Linked DNA regions of Homo sapiens: region 1 is linked to region 2. Evidence: read pairs that join two places in POLR2A ChIA-PET (ENCODE). Cell type or tissue: OCI-LY7. All regions are shown on one strand.

Region 1 (8,000 bases), 55 kb after region 2:
TCATGCATTGCATCAGAAATTCATTTTTAAATGTGTTTGACTTTATTTTTTCCTAAATCCTTATGTTTCTGTTTTTCTTTTGGGCATACTATAAAAATATTTGAGGCATCATTGAGAAGTTTGCATGTAATCATAAACTTATTCCATATATTAAAATATATTCAGTGTACATTTTTCTAAAATAATCCTTTGTGCAATTACAGTCATTTCTGACTTATTTTGATGAAGTTTTTTTATCATATTTTTCTCCATTGCACAATATTTAAAAGTATCTGCTGATTTGCCCCTGTGTAAAAACTATCTTAGTTTCATCTATCTTTTAAAGTAGCATGTCTGATTATAAAATAAATTATGTAGATTTTTATTAAAGACATTTTGGGAAATAGAGACATATGTAAGGAGGGAAATAAAATCACCTATAGAATCAACACCTAGAAATAAAAAATACTGGTAATATATTTACGTTTTTTTTTCTTTTCTCTATGTGTTCTATAAACATATGTTTTCCTTAAGAAAATTGGTATGGCCAGGCACGGTGGCTCACGCCTGTAATCCCAGCACTTTAGGTGGGCAGATCACGAGGTCAGGAAATTGAGACCATCCTGGCTAAAATGGTGAAACCCCGTCTCTGCTAAAAAAAATACAAAAAATTACTCGGGCATGGTGGCGGGTGCCTGTAGTTCCAGCTACTCAGGAGGCTGAGGCAGGAGAGTGGCATGACCCCGGGAGGCAGACCTTGCAGTGAGCCGAGATCACGCCACTGCACTCCAGCCTGGGTGACAGCACAAGACTCCTTCTCAAAAAAAAAAAAAAAAAAAAAAAAAAAAAAAAAAAAAAAAAGAAAAGAAAATCTTATGTCTACTTGCTTAAATCCCTTTTATTCAACATTTAATTGTTGGCATGAGGATAAATGCTGTTCTGTTTCGAAGTTTGTTAGAGCCTTACATGTCCCTATAAAACAACTCTTGTGCATGTTCTCATCTAAAAATGCCTTTATTGTTGCTGGGTAATATTTTTAAAACAATAAATAGCATTCTTTTAAGTGAGTCAACTTTATTTAAAATTAAATATTAGCTCTCAAGTATTTAATCATCCCTTTCTCAACTCATTCTTCAGAGATAATTATTGCTGAAAATTTAATGGGTATTCTCTTTAAAATTCTCTAGGATTATTTCTTTTTAAGTAAAATTAGATCATATACTGTATATAGACCATTTCATTGCTTTTTTTTTTTTTTTTTTGAGACGGAGTCTCGCTCTGTCGTCACCCAGGCTGGAGTAGAGTGGCGTAGTTTCAGCTCACCGCAACCTCCACCTCCCGGATTTAAGCAATTCTCCTACCTCAGCCTCCTGAGTAGCTGGGATTACAGGTGTGCGCCACCATGCCCGGCTATTTTTTGTATCTTTAGTAGAGACGGGGTTTCACCAGGTTGGTCAGGCTGGTCTCAAACTCCTGACCTCGTGATCCGCCTGCCTCGGCCTCCCAAAGTGCTGGGATTACAGGCGTGAGCCACCGTGCTCAGCCCATTTCATTGCTTTTTGACTGACATATATATTCTGATGATTTTTTCCATATCAGAAATATCACCCCATTCTTATTCATAATTACATAAATTTTACTTTACTGATACATCATGTTTTATGAATATAATTTGCTATTGATGCATGTAGGCTGTTTAGAGTATTTTTCTATAACAAATGGTATTTCAAGAATACCCCTATGCATATCTTTGTGTATTATGTGTCTTTTCTTGCAGAATAAATGATGTGAAATGGAATGGCTCAGTCACAGGATGGCACATTTGCATTTTAGATTGACGTTGACAAGTTGTCCTTAAAATAAGGTTATGTCTGCATAGGGCTGCAGGCATGGGAGTGTATGGAGTATTGGCTAGTGGATATAGAGTTTCTTTTTAGGATGATTAAAATGTTCTAAAATTAGATTGTGCTAACGGTTGTATAACTCTCTGTTATATTAAAAACCTTTGATTTGTATTGTGTAAATGTGTGAATTTTATGATATATAAATTATATTTCAGTAAAACTTAAGAAGGGTTATGTCTATTTAAGTTAACATTAATGGTATAGAGAATGCCTCTTTTTCCATTTTGTTATTAACACTCGAGCAATTTGCATGTTAAAGTATCACTTCTTTTTTGTATGTCTTACAAATATTTTTCTCTGTGAATATCTTTTGATTTGTGCTACTTTTTAGTGTAGAGAAGGTTTCTTCTATTTTTAACTTTTTAAAATTAATTTTGAATTTTTGTGCGTACATAGTAGGTGTATATATTTGTGGGTTACATGATATAGTTTGATACAGGCCTGCAATGCATAATAATCACATCAGGGTAAATGGGGTATCCATCATCTTAAGCATTTATCCTTTGTGTTACAAACAATCTATACTCATTTAGTTGTTTTAAAATGTACAATTAAATTTTTTTTTTGACTGTAGTCACCTTATTGTTCCAGCAAATTATAGGTTTCTTCGTTCTTTCTACTTTTTATACCCATTAACCATCCCAACTCCCCCCCTGCCTTCCCACTACCCTTTCCAGCCCCTAATAACCATCATTCTACTCTCTATCTCCATGAGTTCAATTGTTTTTAATTTTTAGCTCCCACAAATAAGTGAGAACATATGAAGTTTGTCTTTCTGTGCTTGGCTTATTTCACTGAACATAGTAACCTCCAGTTCCATCCATGTTGTTGGAAATGACAGGATCTCATTCTTTTTAATAGCTGGGTAGTACTCCATTGTGTATGTGTACCACATTTTCCTTATCCATTCATCCGCTGATGGATACTTAGCTTGCTTCTAAATCTTCACTATTGTTATTAGTGCTGCAATAAACATGGGAGTGCAAATATCTCTTCAATATGCTGATTTTCTTTTTTTGGAGTATATACCTTGGAGTGGGATTGGTGGATTGGTAGTTCTATTTTTATTTTCTTTTGAGGAACCTCCAAACTGTTTTCCATTGTGGTTGTATTAATTTACATTCCCACCAACCCAGTGTACAAGGGTTCTCTTTTTTCCACATCATTGCCAGCATTTGTTATTACCTATCTTTTGGATAAAAGGCATTTTAACTGGACTGAAATGATATCTCCTGGTAGTTTTGATATGCATGAGAAGTTTCCTTTTAAATAGTTGCATCTGTCAGCCTTTTCTCTAGGCTTCTGGTTTTTGTATTATGCTTACAAAAGCCTTTCACCTTCCAACATAACAAAAAATTACCTCTTTTTTGTCTATTTAAAAATTTTATTTTTCTATTTAAATATTAGATCTCTTTCAGAGGTTTTGCTGTAAATACTGATAGTAATCTATGTTAGTTCTTTTTTTGTTGTTTTGTCTTTGGACATGGAGTCTCGCTCAGTCACCCAGGCTGGAGTGTGGAGTGCAGTGGCACAATCTTGGCTCACTGCAACCTCTGCCTCCCAGGTTCGAGCAATTCTCCTGCCTCAGCCTCCCGAGTAGCTGGAACTACAGGCACTCACCACCACGCCTGGCTAATTTTTTTGTATTTACAGTAGAGACGGGGTTTCACCGTGTTGCCCGGGCTGGTTTCGAACTCCTGAGCTCAGGCAGTCTGCCCACCTTGGCCTCCCAAAGTGCTAGAATTACAGGCGTGAGCCACCGCGCCTGACCTCATTAGTCAGTTCTTAATGGTATAAAATAAAAATTTAGGAGTTTGAAATACTTATATTAAAGGATCCAGTAAGTCTGGAGATAATTAATTGATACCAATTTTTTACAGATTATAGAGTTTATCTGTGTCATTGTATTAGTCCGTTCTCATGCTGCTAATAAAGACATACCCAAGACTGGGTAATTTATAACGAAAAAGAGGTTTAATGGACTCACAGTTCTGTATGGCTGGGAGGCCTCACAATCATGGCAGAAGGCAAAAGAGGAGCAAAAGCACATCTTACATGGTGGCAGGCAAGAGAGCATGTGCAGGGAAACTGCCCTTTATAAAACCATCAGATCTCATGAGACTTATTCACTATCATGAGAACAGCACGAGGAAAATCCTTCCCCATGATTCAATTACCTCTCACTGGGTCCCTCTCACAACACATTGGAATGATGGTAGCTACAGTTCAAGATGATATTTGGGTGAGGACACAGCCAAACCATATCAGTCATGAAGGATTTATTAAAGTATTTAATTTTGTTGAAGTTTTAGTGAGTCTTAAAATATTTAGCCTTTAGAAATGGAGCTATTTAATAAAATACAACTTCCATTTTAAATTCATATTGTTCAGAAGATACTTAGATGTTAACATGAGTAAAATATGTAAAATTACTAATAGAATTAATGGTTATTTAACCTAATTTACTAATTAATATTAATATTAATATTAATATCTAGTTTTATTGGAGTTAAAGAATTATAGTGGTTTGTTTTGGTGGCTACAGATACACATATAAAAATTTTTTTTTTTTTTTGAGACAGAGTCTCGCTCTGTCGCCCAGGCTGGAGTACGATGGTGCAGTCTTGGCTTACTGCAACCTCTGTCTCCTGGGTTCAAGCAATTCTTGTTCCTCAGCCTCCCAAGTAGCTGGGATTACAGGCACACGCCATGACATCTGGCTAATTTTTATGTTTTTAGTAGAGACAGGGTTTTGCCATGTTGGCCAGGCTGGTCTCGAACTCCTGACCTAAAGTGATCCACTGCTTCTGCCTCCCAAAGTGCTAGGATTATAGGCATGAGGCACCGCACCTGACCCACATATTAAATATTTTAAGATGTTCTTAACAATTTTCAATTTATTTTGGGCATATTTCTCATATGTTATGGGAAAACATGTTCAGTGACAGTGATCCTTTATTTTAACTTTAGCCTATCATTCACAAACATACTTGGACTTGCTTGCCTTTGTAATTGCTAACACATTTTCTCTGATATCCACATCACAGAATTGTGTGACAGTGAGCATCATCAAGCAACGGGTCTTTCTTTCTTTCTTTCTTTTTTTAGTAATCTGAAGAAAGGCTTTTTGACATTATGACATTTGGAAAAGTTTTCTCACTGAAAATGAAAGAACAGACAACACAACAAGAAGAGGTCAATTTTTCAGAGAACAGATGGTAGAAATTGCTCCTTTGGTAAAAGGCGAAAGATTTATACAATCTGAAGAGAAACCGGAGTAAAAAATTACTCTTTTTGTGAAATAAAATAGAAAATTTCCTTTGACCTTTCTTTTCACCCATATTGAATGTTTCCATCTATTGCCTAAAAAGAGATGTTGCTTCTTTATTATGTGTAATGCCAAGTAGGCCTTTTTTTCCCCCTGAGATGGAGTCTTGCTCTGTTGCCAAGGCTGGAATGCAGTGGCGCAATCTCGGCTCACCATAATCTCTGTCTCCTGGGTTCAAGCGATTCTCCTGCCTCAGCCTCCCGAGTAGCTGGGACTACAGATGCGTGCCACCATGTCCGGCTAATTTTTGTATTTTTAGTAGAGACAGGGTTTCACCATGTTGGCCAGGCTGGTCTTGAACTCCTGACCTTGTGATCCACCTGCCTCGGCCTCCCGGAGTGCTGGGATTACAGGCGTGAGCCACTGCGCTTGGAATTAGGCCTTTTTTTTTTTTTGTCTGTGAGTCTGCTAGTCAAATATATAATTTAAATAACTCTAGGATAAAGAAAGCCACAGTTATTGACATAATAAATGACAGAACTGTTATAGATTTCATATGAAACATAGCATTCAGATATGCATAATGTCACATAATTTGATAAATAATTGTACAAAGAAATGCCATTGTAAATGCCACCCAGGCAAGAATTAGATAATTGCCAATATCCTAAGAAGCCTGCTGTCTGACCATTTGTAATCATATTCTCTTCCATCTTTCCTAGAAGTAACCACTATTCTGATTTTTCTGATGATAATTTTCACCTATTTGTTTTAATATTGATTTTAGCATTAATACCTGCATCTTTGAAAATTGAAATATTTTTATTTTACCAGATTTTGAACTTTATATGAAGAGAACTAAACTTTTTATTTATTTTTATTTTTTATTTTATTTTACTTTTTCTTTTATTATACTTTAAGTTCTGGGATACATGTGCAGAACGTACAGGTTTGTTACATAGGTATACACTTGCCATGGTGATTTGCTGCACCCATCAACCTGTCATCTACATGAGGTATTTCTCCTAATGCTATCCCTCCCCTAGCCCCCTACCCCCTGACAGTCCCCAGTGTGTGATGTTCCTCTCGCTGTGTCCATGTGTTCTCATTGTTCAACTCCCACTTATGAGTAAGAACATGCAGTATTTGGTTTTCTGTTCTTGTGTTAGTTTGCTGAGAATGATGGTTTCTAGCTTCATCCATGTCCCTGCAAAGGACACGAACTTATCCTTTTTTATGGCTGCATAGTATTCCATGGTGTATATGTGCCACATTTTCTTTATTCAGTCTATCATTGATGGGCATTTGGGTTGGTTCTAAGTCTTTGCTATTGTGAACAGTGCTGCAATAAACATACATGTTCGTGTGTCTTTATAGTAGAATGATTTATAATCCTTTGGGTATATACCCAGTAATGGGAATGCTGGGTCAAATGGTATTTCTGGTTCTAGATCCTTGAGGAATCTCCACACTGTCTTCCATAATGGTTGAACTAATTTACACTCCCACCAACAGCGTAAAAGTGTCCCTATTTCTCCACATCCTCCCAGCATCTGTTGTTTCCTGACTTTTTAATGATGGCCATTCTAACTGGTGTGAGGTGGTATCTCCTTGTAGTTTTAATTTGCATTTCTCTAATGACCAGTGATGATGAGCTTTTCTTCGTATGTTTGTTGGCCGTATAAACGTCTTCTTTTGAGAAGTGTCTGTTTCTATCCTTCACCCACTTTTTGATGGGGTTGTTTGTTTTTTTTCTTGTAAATTTGTAAAGTTGTTCCTTGTAGATTCTGGATATTAGCCCTTTGTCAGATGGATAGATTGCAAAAATTTTCTGCCCTTCTGTAGGTTGCCTGTTCACTCCGATGATAGTTTCTTTTGCTGGGCAGAAGCTCTTTAGTTTAATTAGATCCCATTTGTCAATTTTGGCTTTTGTTTCCATTGTTTTTGGTGTTTTAGTCATGAGGTCTTTGCCCATGTCTATATCCTGAATGGTATTGCCTAGGTTTTCTTCTAGGGTTTTTATGGTTTTAGATCTTATGTTTAAGTCTTTAATCCATCTTGAGTTAATTTTTATATGAGGTGTTAGGAAGGAGTCCAGTTTCATTTTTCTACCTATGGCTAGCCAGTTTTCCCAACACCATTTATTAAATAGGGAATCCTTTCCCCATTGTTTGTTTTTTTCGGGTTTGTCAAAGATCAGATGGTTGTAGATGTGTGGCGTTATTTCTGAGGCCTCTGTTCTGTTCCGTTGATCTATATACCTGTTTTGGTACCAGGAACATGCCGTTCTGGTTATGTAGCCTTGTAGCATAGTTTGAAGTCAGGTAGCCATGATGCCTCCAGCCTTGTTCTTTTTGCTTAGGATTGTCTTGGCTGTATGGGCTCTTCTTTGGTTGCATATGAAATTTAAAGTAGTTTTTTCTAATTCTGTGAAAAAAAAGTCAATGGTAGCTTGATGGGGATAGCATTGAATCTATAAATTACTTTGGGCAGTATGGCTATTTTCACAATATTCATTCTTCCTATCCATGAGCATGGAATGTTTTTTCATTTGTTTGTGTTCAAAGAGAACTAAACTTTTCATATTCTTTTATGTCTTGCTTCTTTTGCTCAATAGTATGTTAGAGGCATTGTTGTGCCATATAGTTGTAATAGGTTTGTTTGCACTGTTTTCTATTTAATGAATGTCATATTTCTTGCCTTTTTTGATAAACTTTATTCTAATTTTTTGCCTTTACAAATAATAATTCTATGAATAACCTTGTGTGTGTATCCTGATATACATATGCAAGAGTAGAAACGGGGTTTTACCATGTTGATCAGGCTGGTCTCGAACTACTGACCTCAGG
Region 2 (8,000 bases):
GCATTATTCACAATAGTCAGGATGTGGAAACAACCTATATGTTCATCTACAAATGAATGGATTAACAAAATATGGTATATACATAAAATAGAATATTTTTCAACATTAATAAAAGGAAATGCTATCATATGTGACAAGATAGATGAAGCTGGAGGACTTTTGCTGAGTTAAATAGCCAATCACAATAGGATAAATACTATATAGTAGTCAAACCCATAGAAGAGGAGAGTAGAATGGTAGCTGCCAGGGGCTTACAGACGGGGAAAATGGGGAGTTGCTGTTCAATGCATATAAAATTTCAGCTACAGAAGATGAAAACGTTCTAGAAGTCTGCTGCACAACACTGTGATTATAGCTGCAATACTGTGCTGTACACTTAAAATCTTAAGTAGATCTCATGTTGTGTATTTTTACCACAATAAAAGAAAAAAACTATTTTAAAAAGAGAAATTTCTAAAATGTTTATTTAATTTTTTTCAATATGATTCAAGTAGACATTTCATATGTGAAAAGGGGATGAACAGTCTGATCATAAAAATGTGCTTACAATTGAAAAACATGATTACTAAATCTGAAAATCACAATGGAAACAGAAAACAGCAGATTAAATATTACAGAAAACAGCAGATTAAATATTACAGAAAATCAAATCAGTGAATTAGAAAACCAGCTCAAAAAATTTTCTGAGAAAACAAAGGAAAAAATAAAAAGATGGCTATAACAAATGGAAGTGTAAGAGATGAAGAATATAGATTCAAAATCCCCAATACAGAGATAATATGAATTCCAAGAGGAAACAAACAGAAACTGGAGAAGCAATAAAGAAGTAGTACTCACAATGCTCATCAAGATTATACTGAAAAGAGCCTGAAAGAATGAACTTAAGGCTGGGCACGGTGGCTCACACCTGTAATCCCAGCACTTTGGGAGGCTGAGGCGGGCAGATCACTTGAGATCAGGAGTTTGAGACCAGCCTGACCAACATGGCAAAACCCCAACTCTACTAAAAATAAAAATAAAAAAAAAATTAGCCAGGCGTGGTGGTGTGTGCCTGTAATCCCAGCCACTCGGGGAGGCAGGAGAATTGCTTGAACCCAGGAGGTGGAGGTTGCAGTGAGCCAAGATTGCACCATTGCACCCCAGCCTTGGCAACAAGAGCAAAAATAACAGTAAATGGGACTGCTCTCTTGATTTCTTTTTGGATAATTCATTGTTAGTGTAAAGAAGTGCTACTGATTTTTGTATGTTGGTTTTGTATCCTGAAATTTTACTGAATTCATTTATTAGTTTAAATAGTTATTTAATGCAGTCTTTAGGGTTTTCTGCATATACAATTATGTCATCTGCAAATAGAAACCATTTTCCTTTTTACTTTCTGATTTGGATGCCTTTCTCTTGCCTGACTACTCTGGCTAGGACTGCTGTACTATTTAATAGGTGGTGACAGTGAGCCTTCTTGCCTTGTTCTTGATCTTAGAGGAAAAGCTTTTTTTAGCTTTTCACTGTTCGAGTATTATGCTAGGTATGGGCTTTGTCATATATGCATTTTATTATTCTGATGTACATTCCTTCTGTACTGAATTTATTGAGTTTTTATCATAAAAAAATATTGAATTTCGTCATGCTCTTTCTGCATCGATCCAAATGATCATATAATCTCTATTCTTCATTCTGTTAATGTGGGGTATCGCATTTATTATTTAGCATATATTGTACCATCCTGGCATCTTAGGGATAAATCCCACTTGATTATGGTGTATGATTCTTTTAATGTGCCATGGAATTCAGTTTGCTAGTATTTTGTTGAGGATTTTTGCATCTATGTTATTCAGGTATTGGCTTGTAATTTTCCTTTATTGTAGTGTCTTTGTCTGGTTTTGGTATCAGGGTAATGCTGGCTTTGTAAAATGAATTTGGGAGTATTCCCTCTTCAGTGTTTTGAATGGGTTTGAGGAGGATTGGCATCACTTCTCAAATGTTTGGTAGAATTCACCAGTGAAGTCATCTGGTTCTGGGCTTTTCTTGGTTGGGAGATTTTTAATTACTGATTCAGTTTCCTTACTAGTTATTGGTCTGTTCATATTTTCTATTCTTCATGATTCAATCTTGGTAAGTTTTGCATTTCGAGTAATTTGGTCATCTCATCTGGGTTATCCAATACATTGGCATACTGTTGCTCATAGTACTTTCTTACAGTTCTTTTTATAACTTTTTTTTTTCTCTTGAGATAGATTCTCACTCTGTCACCCGGACTGGAGCACAGTGGTGCAATCACTGCTCACTGCCGCCTTGACATCTTGGGCTGAAGCAATCCTACCTCATCCTCCCAAGTAGCTGGGACCTCAGGTGTGTGCCACCACATCCAGCTAATTTTTATTATTTTTATTTTTTTGTAGAAATGAGGCTCACTATGTTGCTGAGGCTGGTCATGTACTCCTGGGCTCCAGCAGTCCTCCTGCCTCAGCCTCCCAAAGTGTTGGGATTACAGGCATGAGCCACTGCACCCAGTCATTCTTTTTATTTCTGTTAAATTGAGTGTAATGTCTTATCTTTCATTTCTGATTTTAGTTGTTTAGTCTTCTCTCCTTTTTTCTTATTCTGTGTAGCCAAAGGTTTTTCAATTTTGTTGATCATTTCAATAAATCAACTCTTAGTTTCATTTTCTCTGTTGTTTTTCTATTTTCTGTTTTATCCCTGCCCTAATCCTTACTATTAATATTTACTTCCTTCTGCTGGCTTTGAGTTTAGTTTGTTCTTTTTTTAGTTCCTTAAGGTGTGCATCTAGGTTGTTAGAGTTTTTTTTCTTTTTTAATATAAGCTTTTACAGTTGTAAATTTTCCTCTTAGCACTGCTTTCACTGAATCCTACACATTTTGGTATGTTGTGTTTTTGTTTTCATTTGTCTCAAGATGTTTTCTAATTTCCTTTATTTTGCTTTCTTATTTGACTCATTGATTGATGAGAATTTGTTGTTTAATTTTCACACATTTGTGGACTTAATAAGTCATTTTGTTAATTGCTTTCTGACTGTTATATAATTCCTTTGTTCATTTCTTCCTTATATTTCTTTGTGATTTGATGATGTGTTTATTGTTACTGTGGTTTGCTTTGATTCTTTTTTTTTATGTTTTGTGTACTTACTATATTTAAAGAATTTGTGTTACCATAAGGCTTACATAAATCATCTTATAGTTGTAACAACCTATTTTAAGCTGATAACTTCGATTGCATTAAAAAATTCAATACTTTTACTCACACACTTTGTTATTAATGTCCCGATTTTCACCTTTTAATATTCTGTATTCATTAACAAATTATTTTGTGGTATGAAACCATCCAAGTTGTCCCATAAAATGGATGTTTATGGTTTTTTTGAATAAACATAGAAATTAACCCACCCAGTCTTAACACTGGAGAAACTTAACGTTTGTCTTATTTGAGTTCCTGTCTCTGGAAACCAACCATCAGGTATCCCAGATAGTATCAAGGAACTGAAACTTACCAGATCACTGCATCTAGACAATGTTATGCCAGACCCCTCACCTATCATGATTGCCTGACCAACCACCTGCTTCCTGTTGACGAACTCCTCTTCCTTACCAGTCCCTAATTCCTGTTTTCCCACAGGTAGTTACAGTTCTTCCTGCTATATAAACTAATTTTAGTTGGGCGAGGAGATGGATTTGATACTGATCTCCCATCTGCTTGGCTGCAGTGCCCAAATAAAGCCTTCTTCCCTAGCAATACTCATTGTCTCATTGATCTCATTGATTGACTTTCTGTGCGGTGAGCAATGGGACCTAGACTGGACTCCTGGTGTTTCAGTAACTGTTATAGTTATTTTTAAGACTTTCATCTTTTCATTTTTATGTTGAAGTTGAAAATGATTTATGCACCACTATTATATCAATAGAGTAATCTGTATTTTATATATAATTTTATCAGTGAGTTTCATATTTTCATGTGTTTTCATGCTACTAACTAGTGTCCTTTCATTTCAACTTGAAGAACTCCCTTTAGAATTTCTTTTAAGTCAAGTGTAGTGGTGATGAACTCCTTCAACTTTTGTTTATCTGGGACCGTATCTCTCTTTCATTTTTAAAGGACAGATTTGCATGGTATATAATAATATCCTTGACTGGCAGTTTTTCTCTTTCAGTACTTTGCATATATCATCCCATTCTCTCCTGGCCTATAAAGTTTCTGTTGAAAAATCCTTTTACAGTTTTATGAGTCTCCTTTGTATGTAGTGAGTTGCTTTTCTCTTTTTGATTTCAAAATTCTTTGTCTTTGACTTTTGGCAATTTGATTATAATGTGTCCTGGTGTAGATCTCTTTACATTCAACCTACTTGGGATTCTTTGAGCTTCATAAATCTGGATGTCCATTTTTCTCTTCAGATTAGTTCTTTAAATAAGCTTACTGCTTTTCTCTCTCTTCTCTTTCTCTAACTTTAGTAATATGTAAATTGGCCTGCTTGATAGTGTCTCATAAGTTTCTTATGTTTTCTTCAGTCTTTTAAAAACATTTTTGCTCTTGTGGAATGTATAATTTCAAATGTCCTGTCTTTGAGTTTACTGATTCTTTCTTGTACTTGATCAAGGCTGCTGTTGAGCCCCTTTAGTTAAGTTTTTAGTTCAGTTATTGTATTCTTCAGCCCTCAAATTTTTCTTTTTAAAAATATTTTGTTTGTTAAAATACTCATTTTGTTTATGCATAATTTATCCTAAGCTTATTGAATATTTTGATTATGGTTGTTTTTAATTCTTACCAGCTAATCCATTTACCTTCATTTCTTTAGGGTTGGTTTCTGGAGATTTATTTTGTTCCTTTCTTTGGGCCATTTTTCATTTTCCTTGACCCTTTGTGTTAATGTCTGCATATTTGAAAAACAGCCGCTTCTCCCAGTCTTTATGGATTGGCTTTGTACAGGGGCAGACCTTCAAGAATCGGCCTGAGTAGAGATTCTGGGGTCCTCATAAACTTTTTCTGTGGATATGTCTTCTCTGGACTTCTGTGTGTAAATTTCTAAATAGTGGGATTTTCTGGTTTCTGTTTTTAGGAGATCATAATCTCTTGTTCCTTCTTATTCTGTGTCTTGTACCATGGGCCTTCTGGAGCTAGTAGCACACTGGCTCAATCCTTTTTTGGTTATTACTTGCTTTTTTAGTTTCAGCTGCCCCTAGGCACTTAGTTTATGCTGCGTCCCACCAGTGCTTCAAGACAGATGAGACAGAAACAAGTTCCTTGGGCAGTCCCCCAAGAGTCTGAATGTTGGATATATGCTTTAGTTTTCTCTTTCCCTCCCCAGGGAGAAGCTGTGGACCATGAGTTTTTCTAATTGTGCTGAGCCAGGGGTAGGAGCTCTGGCCGTGAGTGTTTACTAGTCCAAACCACCACCTTTGTTCTCAGTGGTCCCCAGGCATTTAGAGAATACCAGTCCTGTGAGTACTTGCAGAATCCGGTCCCTTAGGCAGCCCCTTCCAAAAGCCAGAATGTTGGACAGATGCTTCAGCTTTTTCGTTCCCCAGGGAGAAGTTGGGACTGGGGGTTTCCACCTGCTAGTTCTGAGCTGGTGGGAGGGGCTATGGTCAGTTACTGCATACTAGTCCAAACTGGAGGCTTCGTTCTCAGCAGTTCCCAACCTGGGACCCTTTCCTGTCACAGCTAAGATTCAGGCAAGACAGCAACAAGTCCCTTAAGTAACCTTGCTTATGGCGCAAGAGGATTCCACAAATTTTCCTACTGGCTTCAGTGTGGTTGGTTTCATGCTTGCCTGGAGTACAGGAGCCTCTCATCTGGTCTCTGGATGTCTCACAAAGGAAATTTTGGTCTATGTATTGTTGTTGAATTTATGTGTCCATTGAGAGAAGGAGAGTCTTGCTGACATCTGACGTCACCCCCTAAAGTAATTTTCTTTTACAGGAGGACATTTGATTGGTCTTCCTTTAGGCTTTATATCTATATATCTATATCTATATCTATATCTATATATAGTATCATTCCTTATTTCTTTATCTGTACAGGGATAAGTTTATATTTTTCTAGTATTAAGAATCAGCATTGATACTTTGAGAGTGTTTGTGAATTCCTGTTGAAATATTTTCTCATTAGGAAAAAGTGAAAGGGAAAATTTATATTCTCCTAGTTTTATGGCTTAAGAGTAGTAAAGGGCATGTCAGGGAATGTTACAAATGTACTGAATTTTTTCTTTCCATGTTGGTTTTGGCATCCTGAAATTAATTGAGGCACAATACCGCTTTTCTGCTTGGCACAAGTACCATATTATGAGCTCACTGTGATCAGGTCCCCTGTACCAATTGTAGGTTGTGCTTATAAGCACCAGGACTTGCTATTCTGTGTGGCGTGTGGCACTTGTTATTCATAAAAAGGCTTTTAAGGTTGAACTTTTCTCCCACTTTCTGTTTCACTGTTCACTCAGACCACTAGTGCCATCACTGAATTTCAGCCTTTGTACTTACTTAGAGTTTAAGTTGTTTCCAGCTGGAGACAGTCTTATGGCAGAAAATGAAACATCTGTACCTAATGTCCTGTTTTTCTTGTGCCAGCCAGATTTTAACAATGATACCAACCTTCTCCTTCAGTTGGCTCAAATGCCTTCACAAGAAGCTGGCTTCTGCAATGCCTCTCCATTACTTGGGCTTCATTGGAGCACGTATTAGGGGTAACATAGTAAGTTTAGTTAATAATAATGGACATGTTGAATTGGAAGTAGGGCTATTCATTTTGTTTTGTAATGGGTTTGGAGGCCAAGGGAGCAATTTGGACTATAGATGTAGATTTTGTAAGCAAAACTTATTATTTGAAAAACTAATACATTGGATCATCCAGAGAAAGCATGTAAAATGAAAATAAATTAGACACAGAACTCTGGGATCACAGCATGTATGGGATGGGCAAAGAAAGCTAGTGAAGGTTATTGTGAAGGAGATCTCTGAATGATAGGATGAGAACCATGGAAAAATGGTTTTTGTTTGTTCGTTTGTTTTTAGACAGGGTCTCACTCTGTCACCCAGGCTGGAGTGCAGTGGAACAATCACAGCTCACTGTAGCCTCAACCTCCCGCTGGTCTCAAGTGATCCTCCTACCTCAGCCTCCCAAGTAGCTGGGACCACAGGCATGTACCACCATGCCCGACTGACTGCTTTTTGTCGCATGTTGCCCAGGCTGGTCTCAAACTCCTGAGTTTAAGCAATAGGCTGACCTTGGCCTCCCAAAGTGCTGGGATTACAGTTGTGAGCTACTGCACCTGGCCAGAGAATGGTTTTATGGAGCCATTGAATGCAGCATCTTTAAACTACTATCTCTAATGTTTTAGTGAGATCAACTAAATTAAGGACAGATTATGACTCATTTTCTTGAGTGTCTAGGAGACTGTTGATGACCTTAGTTATAGGACTTTTGGGATGAATGCAAGTCATACTGTAGTTGATTGAAAAATATATGACAAGTTAGAGCATGGACCCAATAACATTTTTGAAAATTTATCGTGAGGGTAAAGAGGTTGGTACAGAAGGACAGCTACAAGTGAAACAAGAGGGTGTGTCGTTTTATGTATGCAACCCTGTGCAATAAATAGATAAACATTTCAGGCTCATTTTTAAATTAGTATTTTTTTATGAGAAGAATTTTAATATTTAAGCATTTTTCAATTTTTAAGTATAGATCTTTTTATGATTATTTAATCTATTCTTAAGAATACGCCACTGCTTAGTATGACATATCAGGTTACCTCTCCTCATAGAGTTTTAAATGCTTGTATCAGCTGATGCACATTGACTGGTACAATTATACTCAAAATATTAACTTTGCCCATTTTTCTCATTTGATTTTAACTATTTGGATGTTTGTACTACTGAATAGGGGTATTAAAAAAAACAGCTCTCTTTAAAACAGCTTTTTCAGCCATTTTACATTACTTATTAACTAGTCTAAGGAATGTTATTCTGTGAGTTTTAATTACAAAATACATTTGTTTT

Evidence for each region. Peaks named below come from ENCODE experiments on the same cell type or tissue, not always from the same donor. Only the 100,000 strongest peaks of a DNase experiment are listed, where the experiment ranks them.
Region 1: POLR2A ChIA-PET joins it to region 2 with 9 read pairs; 3 of 35 experiments call an interaction of 5 or more read pairs at or near these places.

The regions. Positions count from the first base shown.
Region 1 is chr17:66,079,221-66,087,220 of GRCh38, reverse strand. The region is part of intron 8 of CEP112 (centrosomal protein 112); the gene reads left to right. Among named protein-coding and RNA genes, the nearest start is that of CEP112, 110 kb to the left of the region's middle. In OCI-LY7, no CTCF peak of the experiment used is centred here; no DNase peak of the experiment used is centred here.
Region 2 is chr17:66,133,832-66,141,831 of GRCh38, reverse strand. The region is part of intron 4 of CEP112 (centrosomal protein 112); the gene reads left to right. Among named protein-coding and RNA genes, the nearest start is that of CEP112, 54 kb to the left of the region's middle. In OCI-LY7, no CTCF peak of the experiment used is centred here; a DNase peak (open chromatin) is centred at 3,501; H3K4me3 peaks cover 1,901 bases; H3K27ac peaks cover 2,815 bases.